Linked DNA regions of Homo sapiens: regions 1 and 2 are each linked to region 3. Evidence: read pairs that join two places in POLR2A ChIA-PET (ENCODE). Cell type or tissue: Panc1. All regions are shown on one strand. Links, peaks and the distances in the headings refer to the core of each region. The heading gives the core; the rest is flanking DNA.

Region 1 (6,033 bases), core at 904-4,903, 440 kb after region 3:
GCCTGGTTTCAAGGTGACATTTTTAACTTTTATTAAGTTATTAAGTTTCACCATGCCCAACATGGTAAAAACTCATCTCTACTAAAAATACAAAAATTAGCCAGGCGTGGTGGTGCATGTCTGTAATCCCAACTACTCAGGAGGCTGAGGCAAGAGAATCGTTTGAACCTGGCAGGCGGAGGTTGCAGTGAGCCGAGATCTCGCCACTGCACTCCAGCCTGGGTGACAGAGTGAGACTTTGTCTCAAAAAAAAAGATTATTTAGGCCAGGTGTGGTGGCTCACACCTGTAACCCCAGCACTTCCGGAGGCCAAGGCAGACAGATCACTTGAGGCCAGGAATTTGAGACCAGCCTGGCCAACATGGTGAAACCCCATCTCTACTAAAAATACCAAAATTAGCCCGGCATGGTGGCGCATGCCTTGTAATCCCAGCTACTCAGGAGGCTGAGGCAGGAGAATTGCTTGAACCTGGGAGGCAGAGGTTGCAGTGAGCCAAGATCGCACCACTGCACTCCAGCCTGGGCCACAGAGCGAGACTCCGTCTCAAAAAAAAAAAGAAAAGAAAAAAGAAAAAAAGACTATCCAGTGCCACATGTTTTCTTCATATTATTTTATTTCATTTACTCCTTGCCGCTGCGGAGACTTCAGTCTCCTAACAGGATAGCTTAGGAAACAGAGACCCAGAGAGGTTAAGTAATTTTCCCAAGCTGAGACCCGGCTTAAGGTTTCTGCCTTGGGGAACCTCCTAGGAGAGTCTATCCTTTTCTTTTTTGGCCACCAACATATGTAGCATATGTCTGTATCATATACAGCATGGTCGTTTGCTCACTCATCTGCTCCCTTACAAGAGCGTGAGTTTAAAAATTTTTTTTTGACCGGTCACAGTGGCTCACGCCTGTAGTCCCAATACTTTGGGAGGCCGAGGCAGGAGGATCACTTGAGCCCAGGAGTTTAAGACTAGCCTGGGCAACAAAGTGAGACTCTGTCTCTACAAAAAATAAAATAATCAGCCAGGTGTGGTGGTGCATGCCTGTGGTCCCAGCTACTCAGGAGGCTGAGGTGGGAGGACTGCATGAGCCTAGGAGGTGGAGACTACAGTGAGCTATGATCATGCCACTGCATTCCAGCCTGGGGGACAGAGTGAGGCCCCATCTCAAAAATAAATAAATCAAAATAAAAATTCATTTTTGCAACCTAGTACCTGCCTGGTACATAAGGAGCATGCAGTAAGTATGTACCCAAAGCAAATGGTAGGGCCAGGCTCCCAAGTTCTACCCACCACTTAATTCCATGCTGTCTCTACCACATCACCCTGTCTCATTCACTCAGCCAATCAAAAAGCAGTTACCAACCATTTTGTGACTGGCTCTGCGTGAAACATCACAGATACAAATAAGACAAATCAGGCCATCTCTTGCCTTGAAGAAGTACAGTGGAGTGAGAGGCAAGGCTGAGGAGAACAGGGAATAAATTCCCCACCACTGCCCTCACCCAAGGCTTTCTCATGAGTGTTTCTCTGTGCCTGCTCCTTGGGGCCTAACCCTCCCATCCAAAGCTTCATATATCCAACCAACATTTGTTGAGCACCTACTATGTGCTAAGTACTGCCCTGTAATCACTCATAGTTGTGGGGAGAGTTGGCAGGATTAGAAGACAATGGAGTCAGGAATTACTGGACAGCAGAGAAGTGACTGAGAAGGTCAGAGTCCAAGAAGCAGTGGCCAGGGCCACCGGGAGCATATGGAGAACTTTAAAGAGCTTTCACATTTGATGTGATCATGGACTTTCAGGTCGCATTGCTTTATATTCACACCTACTTCCTACACCTAACTCATTTGATCCTTGGTGATAAGGGCAGGGTGGGAACTATTATTCCCATTTTAGAGATGAGGATACTGAGGCTCAGAAGGGGAAAAGCATTGGGTTAGGAGGAGGAAACCTGGGTTCTAGACCTCACTTGTCATTCAAACAGGTCTCAGCACTACGCCTCTATCACCATACTCCCACCCGCACCACCCCACCAAAGCAGGTTTTTCTTCCCTGCTCCGATCCCCTTCAATTCCCCAGTGAGACAGCCCCAGTTTCAAGTGAGGTTAGCAGGATTGCTGGATAGCCTGGATCCAGTCCCTGGATAGCCCACTGCTGCTCATGTGGTCCCAGGAACCAAGCAAAACCAGAACAATGACCGCACCACCTGAGGCTAGGTAGAATTTAAGAGGCTAATTGCAAGAATTTGTCTAATTAAAAGCAAATTGGCACCTGCAATTATAGATGCCTGTTCTTCTCAGATCATGATGAGCCAGACTGGGGGGACACAATGATGTCAGAGCTAAGGAGGGACCTCACCTCCTCCTTAAAGAGGGCCCTAGGCCACCTCACTGCAGAAGTGGAGCTCCGACTAACCCGAGGAAGACATAGCTGAAACCAGGGTGGACCAGCTACCATGAAGCCTCAGCACTGATGCATGTTTATCAGATCAGCACTGGCAGCTCCAGCTCTATTTCCTGAATTCACACGGTGAGGACCAATCCTTTACAGAGACTAAGTGGGTGACCTGGGAGGACTTGACAGTATCCCTGAATACCAGCTACCCTAAAAACATTTCCCACCAATCCACCTCAGCACCCATCTGGTCTTTGAGTTAAAGCCTTGCCTTCCGAAATATGATGTTCAGTAACTGACATTTGTGTGATTATTCTCAGTTTACAAAGCACTTCCATGTACATTACTCACCTAGGTATCAGCTAGGTAGGTGGTAGTGATACTAACCCCAGTTCTCAGGCTAGGAAGTGAAAGCTCAGAAGGATTAAGTAACTTCCACAAATCATATGGCTACTACTTGGGTCAGGATTTGAACCCATGTCTTCAAATTCCAGATGAGCCTTCTCTCCATGACCACAGCAGGAGCTAACATACGGATCATAATTAGTTTATCAGATAAGCTTGCGCTACTTTAGAAAGTGCAAAGAGGTCTCATGGGAATGAGAAATGCTGGGAAGATTTGACAAGGGAGAAATCAAGACAGGATGTGCACACGGCCGTGCAGGGGCGCGGACAGGGGCTGCAGGAGTACCAGCCCCAGTGGAGTATCCTATAAGCCATGCACCTGCCAGAAGAAGCCCCCAGCAAGTGTGCCATTCCAGGGGATTCTCCTGGAGGAAGTGGCTGCCCTGGGCATGTGTGTGGCCACCTCACCACATTCTGTGCCAGTAAGGCCACAGTTCATGTGGGGGCTCCAGGAAAGCTCAAGAAAGAACTTGAGGGTCTTTGGAGGAACAGGGGCACTTAGTCTTGAACAAGGAGACTTGGGAGGGCTTGGAGGGAGAGAGACGATTATACCTGTCTTCAGATATCTATGTTTCTCATGCAAATCAACAAGGTAATAATAACAAACACATTTATCACTTATTCTGCTCAGCAGGATTCTATGTGCTTGCATATGTAACCTCATTTATCTTCACAAGAAGCTTATGAGATAGGTAGCATTATCTTCATTTTACAAATGGAGAAACTGAGGCACAGAGAAGTAAAGCCACTGTTAGCATCATATCACTGGTAAATGGTAGATTCCAGATTCAACCTGAGTTTGACCCCATAACTACGTTTTGTTTGTTTGTTTGTTTGTTTTGAGACAGAGTCTTGTTCTGTCACCCAGGCTGGAGTACAGTGGCACGATCTCGGCTCACTGCAACCTCCGCCTCCTGGGTTCAATGGATTCTCCTGCCTCAGCCTCCCAGGTACGTGGGATTACAGGAAGCCAGCACCACACTTAGCTAATTTTTATATTTTTAACAGAGATGGGGTTTCACCATGTTGACCAGGCTGGTCTCAAACTTCTGGCTTCAAGTAATCCACCCGCTTCGGCCTCCCAAAGTGCTGGGATTACAGGCATGAGCCACTATTCCTGGCCAACTGTGATCTTAATGACTCTGCACACACTGCCTTTTAAGAAAAGCCAAAGACTCGAACACACAAATATGTTTATTACATGGACATATTATATATTGCATTGTTATTAATATGGACAATGTCACATTTGATAAGTCTCTTTTTAAAAATTGTCTCACTCCCAGTCAAACAGATGGATCGAAGCAATAAATGAAAACCATGAAAAAGTTGTAATACTCAATGTTGATGCTCATGGCACACACACACACACACACACACACACAAAAAAAATCCATTCTCAGACACAGCTGCGAGGAATGTAAATTAGTGCTTTTGAACGAGGTATTTGGCAAAATATTTTAATAATGTAGCCATTTCACTTCTAGAAATGCAACCTAAGGGAAAAAAGTATTGATATGTGTGAAGATTCAGATATTTATATGTTCATTGTAGCCTTGTTTATAAAAGTAGAAAATTGGAAATACCTAGTTTAACATAGGGGCCAAATCAACAAATAAATTGAAAAGGTATATAATGAAATATGAGACAGCCACTTTAAAATGATGCTGTAAAGGCCAGGTGTGGTGGTTCACGCCTGTAATCCCAGCACTTTGGGAGGCCGACGTGGGTGGATCACTTGAGCACAGGAGTTCAAGACCAGCCTGGCCAACGTGGCCAACTCTATCAAAAATACATAAAATTAGCCAGGTATGGTGACATGCACCTGTAGACCCAGCCACTTGGGAGGCTGAGGTAGGAGGATCGCTTGAGCCTAGGAGGTTGAGACTGCAGTGAGCAGAGATTGTACCACAGCACTCCAGCCTGGACAACAGAACAAGGCCCTGTCTCAAATAATAATAATAATATTAATAATAATAATAATGCTGTTAAAGAATATTTAATAATATGAAAAAATGCTTTCTGTTTAAGTGACAATAATACACATCTGGGCCAAAATTTTAATGATATATATGTATTGTGATAATCTAGACATACACTCATGCATGAATTCATAAAAGTACAAGTATACCAAAATTAAAATTATATATCAAACCTATGGGTAATTCTTAACTTTGCTTTAGGTTTTTCTACATTTTTAAATGACAATGTATTACTTTTACACTCACAGAATAGTAATTCTTTTAATGTACACCCTTCATCACATTAATTCTATGCCTTGGAATTTATCCTAAGTCACCCAAAACACAGAAAGAGCCTTATGAACAAAAATGTTCCTCTTGTGCTATCTGTAAAAGGAAAATAAGGTAACAACCTAAATGTCCAATATAGAAATGATCATGTAAAATATATTACATCCACACACGGACTATTATATACTATTTTAATCAAAAGAAAACTATTTTTATGACCACGTAAAAGAGAGAGGTGACTTGTTCTGCACAGCTTCAAAGAATCAGAACCAGAGGGTGGAACTTAGAAGTCGGCAGATTTTGATTCAACATAGAAGAATGTTCCAGCCACAGAGGAAGCTGCCTTGTGAGGTAATGAGCTCCCTGTCACTGAAATTATCCAAGTGAGGCTGCTGCTTCTGTCAGGGAGGCTGAGGAAGGCTCATCTGGATGTGGAGGGAGTCTGGACTAGATAGTCTCTGAGGGGCGTCTGAAGGTTGTAGGTGCTGAGCAGGAGCCCCCTGAACAGACAGATGGTCAAGGGAAGGCTTCCACTCAGCCTACCCTCAACTTCTTTTCCTTCTGCTCCCAGTTACTCTAAATGTCTCCCAAAATATAGTCTTTTTTTCCTCTCTGAATGTGCTTTAAGTGTTTGGAGACTGGCCTGCTCAAGTCCCCTCATTAAGCCCTGGCTTCCTGAGCCCGTTCGCCTCACCCCAGAGCTCAGGGGAGTGCGAATCCTGCAGCTCTTTTGTGAGGCACAGCTCCAACCTTCCTCTGGGGGGCCCCATGGGTGCGCCAAGACCAGTGCCAATGACCTCATCAAATTCACAACAGGCAGTGAGGAAGACGATGAGGAAATTGGCTCGGAGAACGGAACCGCAGCCTGTTCAGCACCAGTTGACACCACGCTCCCATCTGCTGTTGCGGCTTCTTCACTCTGGCCTAGGCCAGTCCCCTGGGCCAAGAGAGCTCGCTCTATGAGCCCGAGGCTGCAGGCTGGGTCTGGGCGAG
Region 2 (6,033 bases), core at 1,304-5,303, 140 kb after region 3:
ACTTTATTGAGTTAAATATAAAATAAAATATGAAATAAAAATGCACCGTTTTTATTTTATTTCATTGGAGATAGCATCTCACTTTGTCAGCAAGGCTGGAGTGCAGTGGTATGACTATAGCTCACTGCAGCCTCACTTCCTTGCCTCAAGCCATCCTCCTGCCTCAGCCCCCTGAGTACTTGGGACCACAGGTATATGCCACCATGCCCAGCTAATTTTCTTTCTTTCTTTCTTTCTTTTGTATGAAGGGGTCTCGCTATGTTGCCCAGGTTAGTCTTGAACTCCTGGCCTCAAGCAATCCTCCCTCCTTGGCCTCCCAAAGCACTGGGATTACAGATATGAGCCATCACACCTGGCCGAAATATACCAGATTCAAGTATACAGTTCGATGGGTTTTGACAAATATATAAACCCATGTAAACAGCACCACAATCTAGATATAAAACGTTTCTCTAAAAGTTCCCTCCTGCATCATTGCAGCCAGTCTCTCTGCAGCTACTGGCCCCAGGCAACCACTGATCTGGTTTCTGTCACTATTGAATAGTTTTGCAAATCTGAGATTTTCATATAAATGAACACATAGAATATGGGCTCTTTTGTGTGTGGCTTTCCTCAGTTGTTGCATGTACCAGTAGTTTGTTTCTTTTTATCGTTGAGTAGATTCTACTGTGTAGCTAGCTATACCACAGTTTGTTTATTCATTCACTTGTTGGTGGACATTTTGATTGTTTTCAGTTTGGGGCTGTGATGAAGAAAGCTTCCTTCAACATTTGTGTACAAGTCTTTGTGGATACAGCCAGACACGGTGGCTCACGCTTGTAATCCCAGCACTTTGGGAGGCCAAGGCAGGCGGATCACCTGAGGTCAGAAGCTCAAGACCAGGCTGGCCAACATGGCGAAACCTTGTCGTTACTAAAAAATACAAAAATTAGCCAGGCATGGTGGCGGGCACCTGTAATCCCAGCTACTCAAGAGGCTGAGGCAAAGAGAATTGCTTGAACCCAGGAGGCAGAGGTTGCAGTGAGCTGAGATTGCGCCACTGCACTCCAGCCTAGGTGACAGAGCGAGACCCTGTCTCAAAAAAAAACAAGTCTTTGTGGATACATATTTACATTTGTTTTAGGTATGTATCCAGCAGGGGAATTGTTGAATCTTGTGCTAAGTGTATGTTAACTTTATAAGAAATTGTGGCTAGGTGCAGTGGCTCATGCCTGTAATCCCAGCACTTTGGGAGGCTGAGGTGGGAGAATTGCTTGATCTCAGGAGTTTGAGACCAGCCTGGGCAACATAGTGAGACCTGGTCTCTACTAAAGTTTTTAAAAATTAAAAAAAATTAGCCAGGCATGGGGGTGTGCACCTGTGGTCCCAGCTACTTGGGAGGCTGATGTGGGAGGATCGCTTGAGCCCAGGAGGTCAAGGCCACACTGATCCGTGATCGTGCCACTGCACTCTAGCCTGGGGGACAGAGCAAGAACCTGTCTCAAAAAAAAAAAAAAAAAAAAAAAGAAGAGAAAAAAGAAAAAGAAATAGAAAAGAAAAAAAGAAATTGCCAAATTATTTTTCAAAGTGTCTGCAACATTTCAGGCATCCCCAGCAACTTATGAGAGTTCCAGTTGCTCTACATCTTTGTGCACTTTTGGTATTATCCATCTTTTTTCTTTTCTTTTTTTGAGGCAGTCTCTTTTTTTGAAAAAAATTTAATTTAATTTAATTTAATTTTAAGTTGTGGGATACAGCTGCAGGCTGTGCAGGTTTGTTACATAGGTAAACCTGTGCCATGGTGGTTTGCTGCACCTGTCAACCCATCACCTAGGTTTTTTTTTTTTTCCGAGACAGAATCTTGCTCTGTCACCCAGGCTGGAGTGCAGTGGCATGGATCTCGGCTCACCACAACCTCCACCTCCCAGGTTCAAATGATTCTCCTGCCTCAGTCTCCCGAGTAGCTGGGATTACAGGCGTCTGCCACCACACCCAGCTAAGTTTTGTATTTTTAGTATAGACAAGGCTTCACCATATTGGCCAGGCTGGTCTGGAACTCCTGACCTCATGATCCACCTGCCTGGGCCTCCCAAAGTGCTGGGATTACAGGCATGAGCCACCACGCTCGGCCATTGCCTAGGTATTAAGCCCTGCATGCATTAGGTATTTATCCTGATGCTCTCCCTCCCCCCATCCACCAACAGGCCTCGGTGTGTGTTGTTCCTCTTCTTGTGTCCATGTGTTCTCATTGTTCAGCTCCCACTTGTAAGTGAGAACATGCGGTGTTTGGTTTAGTGTTCTTGTGTTAGTTTGGGGCAGGCTCTTGCTCTGTCACCTAGGCTTGAGTGCAGTGGTGTGACCATAGCTCACTGCAACCTCAACCTTCCAGGCTCAAGCGATCCTCCTGTCTCAGCCTCCCAAGAAGCTGAGACCACAGGCTCGTGTCAACAAGGCTGGCTAATTTTTTAAGTTTTTGTAGAGATGGGGTCTCTCTACATTGCCCAGGCTTGTCTCGAATTCCTGGGCTCAGGCGATCTTCCTGCCTTGGCCTCCCAAAGTGCTGGAATTACAGGCGTTAGCCACCGTGCCTGGCCTCCATCTTTTTTCCTTTAATCATTCTACTGGGAGTGTAGTAAAGTCTCATTGTGGGTTTAATTTGCATTTCCTTGATAATTAATGATGTTTTTAAATTTTATTTTATTATTATTATTATACTTCAAGTTTTAGGGTACATGTGCACAACGTGCAGGTTAGTTACATATGTATACATGTGCCATGCTGGTGTGCTGCACCCATTAACTCGTCATTTAGCATTAGGCATATCTCCTAATGCTATCCCTCCCCCCTCCCCCCACCCCACAACAGTCCCCGGTGTGTGATGTTCCCCTTCCTGTGTCCATGTGTTCTCATTGTTCAATTCCCACCTATGAGTGAGAACGTGCAGTGTTTGGTTTTTTTGTCCTTGCAATTAATGATGTTTAATGTGCCTATTTGTCATTCATATATCTTTTTTGGTGAAATGACTGTTCAAATCTTTTGTCCATTAAAAACAATTGGGTTGGCAGGGTGCGGTGGTTCATGCCTGTAATTCCAGCACTTTAGGAAGCTGAGACGGGCAGATCACTTGAGATCAGGAGTTTTTGACCAGCCTGGCCAACATGGTGAAACCCCATCTCCACCTCCACTAAAAATACAAAAATTAGCCAGGCGTGATGGCACACGCCTGTAATCCCAGCTACTCGGGAGGCTGAGACAGGAAAATCGCTTGAACCTGGGAGACAGAGGTTGCAATGAGCCAAGATCATACCACTGCACTCCAGCCTCGGTGACAGAGCGAGATTCTGTCTCAACAAAACAAAACAAAACAATTGGATTACTTGTCTTCTTTTTATTGAATTATAAGTGTTCTTTATATATTCTGGATATGAATTCTTTGTCTGACATATGCATTGTAAATATTTCTCCCAGGTTGTGACCTGTGACTTCCCTGTTTTGTTTTTGTTTTTGTTTTTTGTTTTTTGTTTTTTTTGAGACAGAATCTCGCTCTATCGCCCAGGCTGGAGTGCAATGGCACGATCTCGACTCATTGCCACCTCCGCCTCCCGGGTTCAGGCGATTCTTCTGCCTCAGCCTCCCGAGTAGCTGGGATTACAGGCATGTGCTACCATGCCTGGCTAATTTTTGTATTTTTAGTAGAGACAGGTTTCACCATGTTGGCCAGGCTGGTCTTGAACTCCTGACCTCAGGTAATCCACCCGCCTCCACCTCCCAAAGTGCTGGGATTACAGGCATGAGCCAACACGACTGTCCTGACTTCCCTGGTTTTTTTTTTTAGAGGCAAGTTCTCACTCTGTCCCCCAGGCTGGAGTGCAGTGGTACAATCATAGCTCACGGCAGCCTCCAACCCCTGGGCTCAAGAAATCCTCCCACCTCAACCTCCCTAGTAGCTAGGACTATAGGCACGTGCCCCCATGTCTGGCCTCTTTTCATTTTCTGAAAGTGTGAAGAGCAGAAGATTCAAATTTCAACAGAGTCAGGCTTATTGTTTCCTTTATGGTGAATGCTTTTGGTGTCCTAAGAAACCACCGCCTACCCCAAAGTCAGAAAAAAATTTCTTTTATGTTTTCTTTTAGAATTTTACCATTTTAGCTTATATTTTTAGCTCTGTGATCCTTTTCTAGTTTATTTTTGTGTGTATTATGAGGAAGGGGTCAAGGTATATTTTTTTCCCCCTAAGACTATATAGTTGTTCTAGTATCATTTGTTGAAAAGATATCCTTTCCTCTTTAAACTACCCTGGCACATTTGTAAAAAAATCAATTGACAAAACATGTGTGGATCTATTTCTGGACTCTGTTCTGCTTTATTGATCTGTGTGTCCACCCTTATGCCAATACCATACTTGACTTGATTACTGTAGCTGTACAGTAGGTTTTGAAGTCAGGTGATATGAGTCCTATTTTGCTCTTCTTTGTCAAGATAGTTTTGGATATCCTAGGCCCTTTGAGTTTCCACATAAATTTTAGAATTAGCTTGTCAATTTCTGCAAAAATTACTGGATAATTATTATTGGGATTGTATTGAATCTATATATCAATTTTGGGAGAATTAACATTTTAACAATATTGAGTCGGCCGGGCATGGTGGCTCACGCCTGTAATCCCAGCACTTTGGGAGGCCGAGGTGGGCCTCAGGATCACCTGAGGTCGGGAGTTCGAGACCAGCCTGACCAACATGGAGAAACCCCGTCTCTACTAAAAATACAAAATTAGCCAGGCGTGGTGGCACATGCCTGTAATCGCAGCTAGTAGGGAGGCTGAGGCAGGAGAATCGCTTGAACGTGGGAGGCAGAGGTTGTGGTGAGCCGAGATCGTGCCATTGCACTCCAGCCTAGGCAACAAGAGCGAAACTCCAACTCAAAAAAAAAGAAAAAGAAACACAATATTGAGTCTTCCTATTTGATGGGTAATTTTAGGTGTCAACTTGACTAGATTAAGGGTACCTAGAAACCTGATAAAGCATTATGTTTGGGTGTGTCTGTGAAGGTGTTTCTGTGTGAGCTACTGCGCCTGACCAACAGTTCTAATATTAAATATTGAAATAAATGTGAGCTCTACATACATTTAAAAAAGATTAGGGCTAGGAGTAGTAGCTCATGCCTGTAATCCCAGCACTTTGGGAGGCCAGGGAGGACCACTTGAGGCCAGAAGTTCAAGACCAGCCTGAGCAAGAACCCATCTCTACAAAAAAATTAAAAATTAGCTGGATATGGTAATGCGCACCTGTAGTTCTAGCTATTCAGGAAGCTGAGACAGCAGGATCGCTTGAGGCCAAGAGTTCGAGGCTGCAGTGAGCTATGATCACACCACTGCACTGCACTCCAGCCTGGGCGACAGAGTGAGACCCTGTCTCTAATAATAACAATAGTAGTAATGTTTGTAGGGCTGGGAGCATTGGCTCATGCCTGTAATCCCAGCACTTTGGGAGGCTGAGGCAGGCAGATCACTTGAGGTCAGGAGTTTGAAATCAGCCTGGCCAATATGGTGAAACCCCACCTCTGCCAAAAATACAAAATTAGCCAGGCATGGTGGTGCGCGCCTGTAATCCCAGCTACTCGGGTAGCTGAGGCAGGAGAATTGTGTGAACCTGGCAGGTGGAGGTTTCAGTGAGCTAAGATTGTGCCACTGCATTTCAGCATGGGTGACAGAGTGAGACTTGGTCTCAAAATAATAATAATAATGATAATGTTTGTAAGAATAAAAAATAGTAAGACATTTAAAAATTAGATGTGGCTGGGTGCGGTGGCTCATGCCTGTAATCCCAGCACTTTGGGAGGCTGAGGCAGGCAGATCACTTGAGTTCAGGAGTTTGAAATCAGCCTGGCCAATACGGTGAAACCCCACCTCTGCCAGAAATACAACATTAGCCAGGCATGGTGGTGCGCGCCTGTAATCCCAGCTACTCGGGTAGCTGAGGCAGGAGAATTGTGTGAACCTGGCAGGTGGAGGTTTCAGTGAGCTAAGATTGTGCCACTGCATTTCAGCATGGGTGACA
Region 3 (6,033 bases), core at 1,328-5,327:
GGGAAGAGATGACGCAAGGATGTCAATGCCAGGTGGTAGGAATCATTGGGAGCTATCTTGAAGGCTGGCTACCTCAATCACCCTATTTTTATTCTGCTGGTGAATATTTTAAGTTCACAAACATCCTTAAGTGTATATTTGCCTACTTATAGCTGCCTGATAAAAAGTAACTTTGGCCATCATAAGGTAAGCAATTTTGTTTATTTTGGCTTATTTTATAACTTTCTTATACTTTCTCATTCTTTATTAATTTAGAGGTTTTATAGTGTCCAAAATCAATCTCTCTTCTACATCTCTTTCTAATATTATATTAATTAAGAAGCCTTACCAACAACTGTAGTTAATATCACTGCATTAATCAGGGTGCTAGCAGAGAAAAAGAACCAGTAGGAGATACAGTTGGCCCTTGAACGACGTAAGTATGAACCGCGTGGGTCCCCTTATACATAGATTTTTTTTCAGTAAATATATTGGAAAAGTTTTTGGAGATTTGGGACAATTTGAATAAACTTACAGCCTAGAAAAACCACGTAGTCAAGAAATATTGAAAAAAGTTAAGAAAAAGATATGTCATGAATGCATACAATGTATAGATAGTCTGTTTTATCATTTGCTATCATAAAATATACACAAATCTATTATAAAGAGTTAAAATTTATCAAAACTGACATTTATACGCTGAATATGGTAACTTTCACAGTTGTGAGCAATGTAAACAGAGGTAAAGATGCATTATTCAATCATAACTGCATAAATTAACTGTTGTACATACTGTGCTGTTCTAATCATGTTTTACCCACCTCCTGTTGCTGTTGTGGTGAGGTCAAGTGTGGTTAGTATCTGTTTAAACCACCACGTGGCTCTAATCATCTCTGCATGAACAGTTCATCTCTCTAGTAAATTGTACATCACAATAAAAAATGATCTCTTGAAGTTCTAGCATATTTTTCATCATGCTTAATGCAACACCATAAACCTTGAATAACACCATGTGTCCCGTACCAAGTGCCACTAGTGACTAGAAGTGCTTCCAAGAAGCAGGAAAAAGTCCTGACATCACAAGGAAAAGCCGAATTGCTTGATGCTTACCATAGATTGAGGGCTGCAGCTGCAGTTGCCTGCCATTACAAGATAAATGAATCCAGCACAAGGACCATTGTAAAAAAAAAAAAAAAAAAGGAAAGAAAATTCACAATGCCATGGCTTTGCTATGCCAGCAGATACAAAAACTGTGCACACTTTGTGAAATACCTTTTTGTCTGGTATTGCAAATGTAGCTTTTTTTTTTTTTTTTTTTTTTTTTTTTGAGACAGAGTCTTGCTCTGTCACCCAGGTTGGAGTGCAGTGACGTGATCTCAGCTCACTGCAACCTCCACTTCCTGGGTTCAAATGATTCTCCTGCCTCGGCCTCCCACATAGCTGGTACTACAGGTGTGTGCCACAATGCCTGGTTATTATTATTTTTTTTTTTTTGTATTTTTATTAGAGAGGGGGTTTCACCATGTTGGCCAGGCTGGTCTCAAACTCTTGATCTGTTGATCCCCATGCCAAGGCCTCCCAAAGTGCTGGGATTACAGGATTACAGGCATGAGTCATTGCACCCGGCCGAAGATGGAGCTTTTATGTGGGTACAGAATTGCTGTAAGAAAGGTATTCCTATAGACTCTAATATGATTTGAGAAAAAGTGAAGTCATTACATGACAACTTAAAGCAAAAGGAAGGTGAAGGATCTAAAGCTGGAGAATTTAATGCCAGCAAAGGATGGTTTAATAATTTTGTTTGTGTGTTTGGGTTGATAATTTTAGGAAGAGGTTGGGCTTAAAAAATATCAAGATGACAAGAGAAACAGCTTCTGCCAACCTAGAAGCCACAGATGAGTTCCCAGATGCTACTGAGAAAATCATTAAGGGGAAAGGATATCTGCCGGAACAGATTTTTAATGCAGACAAATGTGTCCTATTCTGGAAAAAAAAAATTGCCAAGAAAGACATTTATTAGTAAGGAAGAGAAGTGAACACCAGGATTTAAGACAGGAAGGAATAGTCTAACTACTGTTTTGTGCAAATGCAATCAGGTTTATGATCAGAACTGCCCTTATTTATAAAGCTCCTAACCCTCGAGCCTTGAAGGGAAAAGATAAACACAAGCTGTTAGTCTTTTGGTTGCACAACAATAAGGCCTGGAAAATGAGAATCCTTTTTCTGGAGTGATTCCATCAATACTTTGGCCCTTTCTTACCTTACCAGTATGGAACTGCCTTTTAAATTTATTTTGTTATTAGACAACGCCCCTGGCCACCCAGAACCCCATGAATTCAACACCGAAGGTATCAAAGTGGTCTACCTACTCCCAAGCACAAGATTCAGCCTTTAGACTGGGGGGTCATAAGGACCTTCAAGGCTCATTAACACAGTTCTCTATGGAAAGGATTGCCAATGCTATGGAGGAAAACCCTGATGGAGAGAACATCGTGCAAGTCTGGAAGGATTACACCACTGAAGATGCCATTGTTGTTATAGGAAAAGCTGTGAAAGCCATCATGCCTGAAACAATCAATTCCTGCTACAGAAAACTGTCCGGATGTTGTGCATAACTTCACGGGATTTATGACAGAGCCATCCAAGCAAATCATGAAAGGAAGAGATTGTGGATATAGCAAAAAAAAAAAAAAAAAAAAAAAAAAAAAGCGGGGGAGGGGTGAAGAGTTTCGAGATTTGAATCTTAGAGAAATTCAAGAGCTAATTGACACCATATTATAGGAATTAACAAAAGATGACTTAATGGAGAGGCATGCTTCTGAACCAGTGCCAGATATTGAGGAAGAAGAGGTAGAAGAAGCAGTGGCAGAAAACAGACATTAAACAATGGGGCAGAAGGGTCCTGAGTGCTCAAGACTGTTTTTGACTTCTTTTATGATATAGCACTGAAACTAAAGCAAATGGTAGAAGAAGGATTGGTACCATACAGAAACAATTATAGAGGGATGAAAAAGCAAAAAGGTCAGCAATTATGATGTATTTCTTTTTTTTTTTTTTTTGAGATGGAGTCTTGCTCTGTTGCCGGGGCTGGAGTGTAGTGGCGCAATCTCAGCTCACTGCAACCTCCGCCTCCCGAGTTCAAGTGATTCTCCTGACTCAGCCTCCCATGTAGCTGGGACTACAGGTGTGTGCCACCACGCCTGGCTAATTTTTGTACTTTTAGTAGAGACGAGGTTTCACCATGTTGGCCAGGCTGGTCTTGAACTCCTGACCTCAGGTGATCCACCCACCTCAGCCTCCCAAAGTGCTGGGATTACAGATGTGAGCCACCATACCTGGCCTATACCTTTTAAATTGTGTGACTTGATTAAGGTCATATGACTAAAACAGGATCAAGTTAGGATCAAAATTCAAATCTTTGGAAAACAGGACATTTTCTTTTCCACTCTACCATGTGCCTCCACTGTAGAGAAGAAACAGCTGCAAAATCATGGCATTGGATAGGAAATGGGCCACAGAGATTGAAATTGCTTTCTCTCCTTCTTGCCCGCCTGCCTGCCTACCTTACTTTCTCCCTTCCTTATTTCTCTCCTGCCTCCCTTCCATCTTTTCTTACACTTCAATTATAAACTGTTTCAGGCAAACAGAAAACTACAGTGACTACTTTTAAAACAATGTATCCACCACAGAATACTACAGTGACTAATTTAAAAACAACGTATCCACCACTTAGCTCATCAAATCTTAACATTTGGTCATATTTACTTCAGATGTTTTGTTTGTTTATTTTTAAGAAGTTAAACATTTACATATATAGTTGAATCCATTTTGTACCCTTCTGATAAAATCTTTTTCTTTCTCTGTAACCATGTCCGTTATCTTTTTTTTTTTTTTTTTTTTTTTTTTTTGAGACAGAGTCTTGCTCCATCACACAGGCTGGAGTACAGTGGCATGATCTCGGCTCACTGCAACCTCCGCCTCCTAGGTACAAGCGATTCTCCTGCCTCAGCCTCCCGAGTAGCTGGGACTGCAGGTGTCTGCCACCGTACCTGGCTAATTTTGTATTTTTAGTAGAGATGGAGTTTCACCATGTTGGCCAGGATTTTCTTGAACTCCTGACGTTGTGATCCGCCCACCTCGGCTTCTCAAAGTGCTCGGATTACAGGCGTGATCTTAGTATATATTATATTCTTGCATAGTTTAATACATTTGTTATATGCTATAATATATGATTGTGTTCTGCCTGTTTCTAAAGTTTATTTAAATGGTGTCATATTATAAATATTCTGAAAATTGCTTTTTCTATTCAAGATTATTTTTTAATATTTATCCATATTGGTATATGTAACTCTAGCATATTCATCTTAACTATTGACTTTTTTTATTGAACGTGCTTGAATTTATATTCATCTAGTTATCTAGTTATCTACTGATGAACGTTTAGATTATTTCTAATTTTCTCTATTACCACAATGCTGCAAAGAATATTCTTGTACATTTCTTATTGTACATACATGCAATAGTTCTCCAGAATATTTCTACTTAGGAGTAGAATTTTTGGTCATATGTTACATGCATCTTCAACTTTATTAGTTATTGCCAAATCACTCCCCAAAGTGGTTTTACCAGTTTACCTTCTACTAGCAGTGTATAAGTTTCCAATTCTTTATATGCTCACCAATATTTAGTTTTGTAAGACTTTAACTTGATTTTCAGGCCAGGCACAGTGGCTCACGCCTGTAGTTCCAGCACTTTGGGAGGCTGAGGTGGGAGGATTGCTTGGGGCCAGGAGTTCAAGACCAGCCTGGACAACATGGTGAGACCCAGTTGCTACAACAAGTTTAAAAATTAACCAAGTGTGATGACATGCACGTGAAGTCCCAGTTACTGGGGAGGTTGAGGCAGGAGGATTGCTTGAGTCCATAGGTTCGAGGCTGCAGTGAGCTATGATTGTGCCACAAGCATTCCAGCCTTGGTGACAGAGTGAGACCTTGTGCCTAACAATAACAACAACAACAACAACAACAAAAATACGATTTTTAGGCCGGGCATGGTGGCTCAAACCTGTAATCTCAGCACTTTGGGAGGCCAAGGTGGGCAGATCACCTGAGCTCAGGAGTTTGACACCAGCCTGGCCAACATGGTGAAACCCTGCCTGTACTAAAAATACAAAAATTAGCTGGGTGTGGTGGTGCACACCTGTAATCCTAGCTACTCAGGAGACTGAGGCAAGAGAATCACTTAAACCCAGGAGGCGGAGGTTGCAGTGAGTGGAGATCACGCCACTGCACTCCAGCCTGGGCAACAGAGCGAGACTCTGTCTCAAAAAAAAAACAAAAAAACATGATTTTTGATCTGAAGAATACGAATGAAACCTAACTGTTGTTTTAATTTGTATCTCTCTTACTAGTAGAGAGGTAGAGCATCTTTTCTTGTGTTTATTGGCTATTTGAGTTTTCTGTTTTGCAAATTGCTTGTTCATCTCTTTTGCCTGTTTTTTCTCTTAAGTTACTTTTCATTTTCTTATTGATTTGTATGGATTCTTTTTATATCTTAAATATTAATTCTTTGTCAGTTATATTTATTACAATTATATTATCTTAGCCTGTGGCTTGTTTAGCACCTTATTTATGGTGTCTTGTTTTACAGAAGTTTAAATCTGTGACACTGTTAAAATTTTTGGTCTCTTTCCTTAAGGTTTGTTCCCAAGATCATAAAAATATTCTCTAATATTCTCTTCTAAAAATGTTAATATTTTGATTTTGATATTTAAATCTTTATCTACGTTTTTCTTTTTGTACATGATATAAAATAGGGATTTATTATAATTTTTCAATTACGGATTTTTTTTTTTTTTTGAGACCAAGTCTCGCTCAGTCGTCCAGTCTGGAGAGCAGTGGCGCGATCTCGGCTTACTGCAAGCTCCACCTCCCGGATTCACACCATTCTTCTGCCTCAGCCTCCCGAGTAGCTGGGACTACAGGCACCTGCCACTACGCCCAGCTAATTTTTTTGTATTTTTAGTAGAGACGGGGTTTCACCATGTTAGCCAGG

The links. ChIA-PET counts read pairs that join two places held together with the same protein. Peaks named below come from ENCODE experiments on the same cell type or tissue, not always from the same donor. Only the 100,000 strongest peaks of a DNase experiment are listed, where the experiment ranks them.
Region 1: POLR2A ChIA-PET joins it to region 3 with 5 read pairs; 2 of 35 experiments call an interaction of 5 or more read pairs at or near these places.
Region 2: POLR2A ChIA-PET joins it to region 3 with 7 read pairs; 3 of 35 experiments call an interaction of 5 or more read pairs at or near these places.

What each region holds. Positions count from the first base shown.
Region 1 is chr1:204,351,829-204,357,861 of GRCh38, forward strand. The region is part of intron 1 of PLEKHA6 (pleckstrin homology domain containing A6); the gene reads right to left. Among named protein-coding and RNA genes, the nearest start is that of PLEKHA6, 5.1 kb to the right of the region's middle. RefSeq lists an enhancer at 5,384-6,033. In Panc1, for the core only: no CTCF peak of the experiment used is centred there; no DNase peak of the experiment used is centred there.
Region 2 is chr1:204,047,567-204,053,599 of GRCh38, forward strand. No RefSeq gene overlaps it. Among named protein-coding and RNA genes, the nearest start is that of LINC00303, 9.3 kb to the left of the region's middle. In Panc1, for the core only: no CTCF peak of the experiment used is centred there; no DNase peak of the experiment used is centred there.
Region 3 is chr1:203,912,346-203,918,378 of GRCh38, forward strand. No RefSeq gene overlaps it. Among named protein-coding and RNA genes, the nearest start is that of SNRPE, 54 kb to the left of the region's middle. In Panc1, for the core only: no CTCF peak of the experiment used is centred there; a DNase peak (open chromatin) is centred at 3,786; H3K27ac peaks cover 587 bases.